2 separate regions of the Homo sapiens genome follow, and region 2 is linked to region 1. The links are chromatin contacts, found by Hi-C or POLR2A ChIA-PET in ENCODE. All regions are on one chromosome and are shown on one strand. Each heading gives the region's core, a stretch centred on a gene start or an enhancer-like site at or near the end of the contact. The rest is flanking DNA. Distances are from core to core; before and after follow the strand shown. Region 1 overlaps SUPT3H (SPT3 homolog, SAGA and STAGA complex component). Region 2 overlaps SUPT3H (SPT3 homolog, SAGA and STAGA complex component).

Region 1 (3,833 bases), core at 1,262-3,761:
AAGGAGGCTGTAGAGATTACTCATCCTAGCTTTTGTGTGGGCTTTCACTGTCAATTCCAAAGCTCCACTTAACCTTTTACATAGAACATTGATTTCCCCCCCCCACACACACTTTGTTCATTCTTTCACAGATAATTGATAAAAACTGAGTTTACTTTTTGTATTGAAAGAGTATTTTGTCATGGTTTATGATTTTCAAAGAACAATCATAACCATAGGCCAAGTGTTAATATCTTAACATGTTTTAGCCTAAGACTCATACTAATTTGAAGAATTTTGTTCATTGAAACCTATCAACCTATCAAATGGTTGAAGAAATCATTCAGTATTTATTAGTATGTTTCTTGTCTCTTAAATTCTGAAAGAAAATGGGAGGATTTGATTTTAGGCTTTTTTGTTAATCAAAATATTCGTTCTGCGACTTGAGAAATTAAAATACTGTGCTACAGAAAAATAAGTACCATCTGGGCTGTGTGTTTTTCTACCTCTAAAGAACATTATGCAAAGGAGGGTATGCAAAGTAACAAGGCGTGTTCATTTAACTATATGGGATACCTGGTGTGGTACAATAGGAGTATTACTTAAGAATTGTATAAAATCCAATTTAGTTTATCATGTTGTAAATGTACCTAAAAGGCACCAATAGAAAAGAATATTAACAGGATTGCTTTTGTGCTTTGAAGAATATTAATTTATTATTTTGGCAAGGACATATTTTCATTGTGTGGATTTCTGTTACTTATTTCAATGTTGTCCATGTTTTGTTTTGTTTCTAATCTGCATACAACGTTTGGGCAATCTGGTCATGAAACCTGTTGCCCCAGTGATTATAGGGTTTTTAGCCTGTTCTGACAGACCAAACTCTCTCCCTACTTTCACCCTCACCCTAGTCCTCCCATGTGGATCCTTCATGTTGCTTCTTACTCAATAGAATAACTATTATTCTATTACTTAGAACGAATAGAAAGGAAGGATGACCTTCCCAGACAGATGAGACCATGCTATGTCACAACACTGTGTTCCCACTTAAAGCCTACAAACTAATGAAACATACACAGTATGCATATTCTCATTGTTTAGCAAATCTATCTCTTCCCTCTGCATCATTTTCTTTATTATAGAATGACAGTTTTTATCTTTTACCAAACTGTTTGTAGTATACTTGTCTTTTTTCTGATACTCTCTTTAGATTGTATGGTATTATGACCAGAGCATGGGCTTTGGGGTCATATAGACCTACATATTAAAATCACAGTTCCATTCTTTATCCAAGGTATGTTACTAACCTGGACAAATTACTACATGTTTCTGAGTCTCAGATTCCTTTATCTGGACCTGCATCTTAGAAGTGTTGGGAAGGATTTGTGATAACATATGTAATATACCTGGCTCAGTTCAGCACATGGGTGTTTAAGAAATGGTAGCTGTCATTGACAGAATCTTCTTTATGAAAATATATAATATAGCAATATTCCTATGGAATTTACTTTAGAAATAATCTTCCCTTCATAGTGACTAGAATCAGAATCAAAGGATTTGCAGCATGCATAACATCAAGTTAGTGGAATATGTAATATTTACTACTACCACCGAGTAAAATGACTCAGAAAATGTAGTCTGAATATTCAGTAGGCACTATGATAATTCCATGACATTCGTCCACTTATATTTCATTAAGCAATGTATTCATTTTAGAATACATTTCTAGATCTTATGAAAACTGCATGTAGCGCAATCTGAGGGTTTCAATTCTATAAAACAAAACCAGTTTCTTATCAGGGCCACTACAGAGCATTTCACGTAGAATTTTTTAGATTATTGCAAATTTTATACATCTCTAAAGTTGTAACATGTAGTAGTAATGTCAAGTGAACTGCATAATTTTACTTGATCAGATAGAAAATTTTATATCTGAATAAGGAGTTTTGTGTAGAAGTCAGTAGTATAGTAGAAAGAGCACTGATTTTGGAATAGGAATCTTAAACTCTTTCTAGCAATATATTTTACCTTGGTGAAAAACCACAAAACTCTCATCCAAGTACTAAACAAACCTGACCCAGTTTAGCTTGTGAGATCAGATAAGATGCATGTAGGGTGGCAAGGTGGGGTGAAGAGTATACAGGAACTCTCTGTACTATTTTTGAAGTTTTTCTGCAAATCTAAAATTAGTTCAAAAATTTTTTTTAAAAAGTATTTTTAAAAAATCCAGAGAATCAGTAAGTTTCAGTTTCTTCTATAAATGGAAATGTAATAATAGCTTATCTTTCTCCCTGACACAGCTGTTGAGTGGATAAACATGTAAATAAGGCAGTATACATAAAACTTTAAAATACTGCTGTTCTATGCTGTGATTCTTCCTTACTTGACTTTACCCATTTTACTGATCTTCCCTTCCTCTTGCTGCCAAAATAGTCCTTTGCTTCTTTAAAGCTTTTGTGGTTACTTTATTTAAGGTGAAACACTGCCTCACATCACCAAGTTGCAAAAACAATTCTCCTTTCATCATCTTTCTTTGTAATCATTCCACACCCTCTGTGGCTTGCCTTCTTTAAGCTTCTTGCTTATGAACTAGGCCTGGTGGCCACTGACATTTAATCAAATAACAGTTATAATACATTTACTCATGAGTAAAGCCTGAATAAAATGTGGGCACTGACATCTAAGAGAGTGGAAATTTCATCATCAAATATCTTAACAGAAACCATTTTGTTAAATAACCATAATTACAGGTTTTGCACTTATGATTGCAGAGGATTTTGCTCTTCTGCATTCTTAGAAGCTCAAGGGACAGCCATTGTGTTCAGGCTACTTGAAATACCTATACTGAATCTAAGTATAGCCAAGCCTTCTTCAAGAGAAAAGTCCCTGCAAGACTTTATAATTCAAAGATTTTCACACCCACAATTATTTTAAAGATTATTTCTGTTTTTAAAAAATATTTTTAGTTTAGGTAAGTAGACTTTTCAGATAAGAATTCAAAATATGGCCGGGCGCAGTGCCTCATGCCTGTAATCCTAGCACTTTGGGAGGCTGAAGCGGGCAGATCACTTGAGGTCAGGAGTTTGAAACCAGCCTAGCCAACATGGTGAAACCCCGTCTCTACTAAAAATACAAAAAATTAGCCAGGCATGGTTGTGGTCACCTGTATTCCCAGCTATTCGGGACGCTGAGGCAGGAGAATCTCTCGAGCCCTGGAGGCAGAGATTGCAGTGAGCCAAGATTGCGCCACTGCACTCCAGCCTGGGCAACAGAGTGAGACTCTGTCTCAAGAAAAAAAAAAAAGACATTAATTTTCCAAATGTGTAGACATTTCTGCTTTTTCTTAAGTATTTAGGAATTTACGTTTACTACATCTGAAGCAAAGCATTTTTGATTGTTATGATTATTCTTGTATCTTCGTGATAGTCATACTTGGTAAAGACTATCATTTTCTCCTTTTCTTAGTGACTAAATCTTGGCATTCTCAGGAAAAAAATTTTCTTCCTTTTGTTTTATGTTAACTCATGCTTCTAGCTTAGATCAGTCTCTGTGACAGATTTCTATTGATGGACTTGCTCATTTCTGATTCGTGAAAACAACTCAGCCAATTACAAGAAAGGAAACTTTAGCATTAAGATGATTAAGAACGTTCCATTTAGAGGAATAAATAATTTAATTTTGTTTGTTTTGTTTCTAATCTTAACTCAAATGCTATCCAGTTATAAAAGCCTATTTTTCCTCGAGAATTTTTCCCACACTGGTGGCATTGTTTCCTTACTGGAGCATGACATACTCAGCATGAGTTTGCTTTTTTCATATTTTCTTTTTTTTAATAATGAGCTCATCATTTTACT
Region 2 (3,549 bases), core at 507-3,006, 72 kb before region 1:
TTTGGGAGGCCGAGGCGGGTGGATCACGAGGTCAGGAGTTCGAGACCATCCTATCCTGACTAACACAGCAAAACTCCATCTCTATTAAAAATGCAAAAAATTAGCTGGGCATGGCGGCAGGCCCCTGTAGTCCCAGCTACTCAGGAGGCTGAGTCAGGAGAATGGCATGAACCTGGGAGGCGGAGCTTGCAGTGAGTCGAGATCATGCCACTGCACTCCAGCCTGGGCTACAGAGCGAGACTCCATCTCAAAAAAAAAAAAAAAAAAAAAAAATCCCATACCCTCTTATACACACAAGGACATCAGCACTTTTCTCTCCTGCATTATTACATTTCTACTCTTTACTAGATTATTCGGAGAATAATTAGCCAATATATAAACTTAACATCAAGTTTCTAAGTATTTGAACACTGGGGAATGTGAGAAAGTAGCTTTTGAAATGTAACATGCCTACTCATTGACCTTGTATTATCAACATGCAAAATCAGAAAACTGTCTTCCGTGAGGCTTTAAAACAAAATTAATATCAAATATATGTGGCATGGTTTATTTTCTACTGAATACTGCAGTGGAGACCAAGAACATTTTAGTAATTGTAATTTAATTTATAGGTTCAAATGATTATTGTGCCTCCCTCTCTTTCCCTGCCCGCCCCCATGAAAATTTCCTAAATGGAAAACCAAACTATGGGTTTTTTTTTTCTTTGCCTTTCAATGCTTCTGTATTAACTTCTTGTGTTATTTTGTGTTAATTGTGTTATGCAAATATTCTTGGGAAAATGTCCATGATCCCAGATGATTTTGTGGTTTATAGGTATTTCAAATGGAAGTATCTTCTTTTTACACACACACACACACACACACACACACACACTGCAGAAAAAGCAGTGTTTGCTAAACCATGTGTGTGGACTGACTGGCAAGGTGGCTCTGAGTATCCTGTTTCTTAAGCTATAGCTTACCTAGATAATCTGCTGCAGTGGCTTTCAAACTGTCTTTTATAGAAGTACTTCAGGAGATTTTACTCAGGAGATAATGATGTCCTTGTGGGTGGAATCCTAGACTTGCCATACTTGGAGTACTTGAATTAAAGGAGCTCTGTTTTACCTGTTCATGGTAAGGGGTTTCATATATGATTTCATTTTCCCCAGAACATTCTGCTGCTTAAAAAGAGGGTACCAAATATTTATCTTACTGTCAAGTAATTAGTCTTATTGTGGTTATTCTTTTGGTTCTTATTTTATTGATGGATACATAACATGAATTTTTCCATATTATTATGTAACTATTATGCAAATTGATCTGTATTTTAATTGTAAGGGGCTGCTTTAAGAGTATATTATCAATATTGTCCTTATTTTATAAGGATTAGAATTGGGTAGAAATAATTCCATCAGGAGGTAAATATAGTAAAAAGTGAAGGGGTTTTTTGCTTGTTTGTTTTCGTTTTCTTTCTGAGTTAAGCTATAAACAATGAAGCTACTTGTGTATACTCAAAGACTACTTTAACCAAGGCCCTGCTCTTACAGTCACTTAAACTCTGAGTTGGCGCAACTGTGAGTTTGGTTGCCAGCGGGCAGCAAAATTAGTGGCAGGCAAGTCGTGAAATGTCATTATAGTTTCATTTGATACAAGAACTTAGGAAAATAAAAGGGGACCTAGAAAATCCATACCCCTTATTTTGTGAAGGTAAAAGTTGAGTTGTGGAAAGGAGAAGTGACTCATGCTGTCACATGTAGACCTAACTTCCTGTTTTTATCCCTGTGAATGAGTGTAACTTGTGTTGACTGTTTGAGTAAGGCTGATTGTGTGGGACAGAGGCCCCTTGGAGCATCCCTGAATAATGAAGGTTATCTTTTAAAGGATCCACATAAATGAGATCCAGCACCAGAAGTCTCAGGGTTGGAAGCAGATCGGTGGCTGAACTCTTGGCATCCTTCTTTTCTTCTCATTTTCTTTCTAAGCTGATTTTTTAAAAAATTGTTTTAATTGACAAGTAACAATTGTATATATTTGTCATGTACACTATGTTTGGAAACACGTGTACATTGTGGAAGGGCTAAATTGAGCTAATTAATATATGTATTACTTCACATATTAATTTTTTTGTAGTGAGAAGACATATGCACTCTTAGCAATTTGCGAGAATACATTTGTTATTAACTATAGTCACTATGCTGTACAGTTCTCTTGTATGTTTTCCTGTGTAACTGAAGTTTTGTATCCTTTGGCCAAAACCTCCCCAACCCTTCTATAACCCCTCCCTCCCCCTCAGCTCCTGGTAACCATCATTCTACTCTCTACTTCCGTGAGGTCAAACGTTTTAGATTCCACATATGAGATCATGTGGCATTTGTCTTTCCATGCCTGGCTTATTTCACTTAACATAATATCCTCTAGATTCATCCATGTTGTCAAAAATGACAGAACTTCCTACCTTTTTAAGGCTGAATAACAATCCATTGTATATAGCACATTTTCTTTATCCGTTTACCCACTGATGGACTCCTAGGTTGATTCCATCTTGGCTATTGTGAATAATACTGCAGTGAACATAGGAGTAATGCTACCTCTTAAACATACTAAGTTTACTTCTTTTGAATATGTACCCAATAATGAGATTGATGGATCATATGGTAGTTCTGTTTTAAATGGTGTTGAGACAACTGGATATTCACATATAAAAGAATGAAATTAGACTCTTATTTCATATGCAAAAATCAACTCAAAATGGATTAAAGAGTTAAATGTGAGATCTGAAACTGTAAAACTACTAGAAGAAAACACAGGAGGAAAGCTCCATGACATTGATCTGGGCAATGATTTTTTGGATATGAACCCAAAAGCATAGGCAACAGAAGTGAAAATAGATGAATGGGATTACATCAAACTAAAAAGCCTCTGCCAAAAAAAAAAAAAAAAAAAAAAAAAGAGTAGAGAGACAACTTACAAAATGAGAGAAAATATTCGCAAGCCATATATCTGATAAGGGATTAATATTCAGAATCTATAAGGAACTCAATAGTAAGAAAATAATACACTTTACTATTAACTAAAATCCAAACTTTATTTGGATTTTGCATTTTTCCACTGATGCTCTTTGTCTATTCCAGAGTCTAGTCCAAAGACTACCAAATCTTAAGTGAACAAAAAGCCTTGGCGATGATGTAAAAGTTTGATTGTTAATGGAATAAAGATTTGATATTAGGACAGTGTAAAAAAAAAAATGGGCAAAGACTGTATATAGACATATCTCAAAATAAGACATAGAAATGGCCAACACATATATGAAAAATTACTGAACATCACAAATCATCAGAGAAATGCAAATTAAAACCACAATGAGATATGACTTTGCATATGTTAGAATGGCTGTCGTCAAAAAGATGACAGATATGAAGTGTTTGAGAGGATGTGGAGAAAAGAGAACCTTTGCACACTAGTGGTGGGAATATAAATTAGTACAGCCATATGGAAAATAGTATGGATTTTCCTTAAAAAAATTAAAAATAGATTATTCTTATCAGAATAAAGACATGCTGTTATTTCT

The links. Hi-C counts contacts between places; a loop is a spot of excess contacts on that map. ChIA-PET counts read pairs that join two places held with the same protein, here RNA polymerase II (POLR2A). Pooled maps may share reads with other maps.
Region 2: a loop to region 1 is called in a map of naive thymus-derived CD4-positive, alpha-beta T cell, with 2.0 times the contacts of the local background. The contact joins two enhancer-like sites. A Hi-C loop is called at or near these places in 1 of 168 maps with a recorded cell type or tissue (naive thymus-derived CD4-positive, alpha-beta T cell) and 3 of 50 pooled maps. POLR2A ChIA-PET finds 5 or more read pairs at or near these places in 5 of 52 experiments (A673, HEK293, OCI-LY7 and 2 more).

Annotation. Positions count from the first base shown.
Region 1 is chr6:44,975,814-44,979,646 of GRCh38, reverse strand. All of the region lies in intron 6 of SUPT3H (SPT3 homolog, SAGA and STAGA complex component), which reads left to right. Among named protein-coding and RNA genes, the nearest start is that of MIR586, 220 kb to the left of the region's middle. Within about 2 kb of position 2,511, at least 3 of the 41 ENCODE cell types and tissues checked have a DNase peak (open chromatin) inside an H3K27ac peak, as active enhancers do.
Region 2 is chr6:45,047,603-45,051,151 of GRCh38, reverse strand. All of the region lies in intron 3 of SUPT3H (SPT3 homolog, SAGA and STAGA complex component), which reads left to right. Among named protein-coding and RNA genes, the nearest start is that of MIR586, 150 kb to the left of the region's middle. Within about 2 kb of position 1,756, at least 2 of the 41 ENCODE cell types and tissues checked have a DNase peak (open chromatin) inside an H3K27ac peak, as active enhancers do.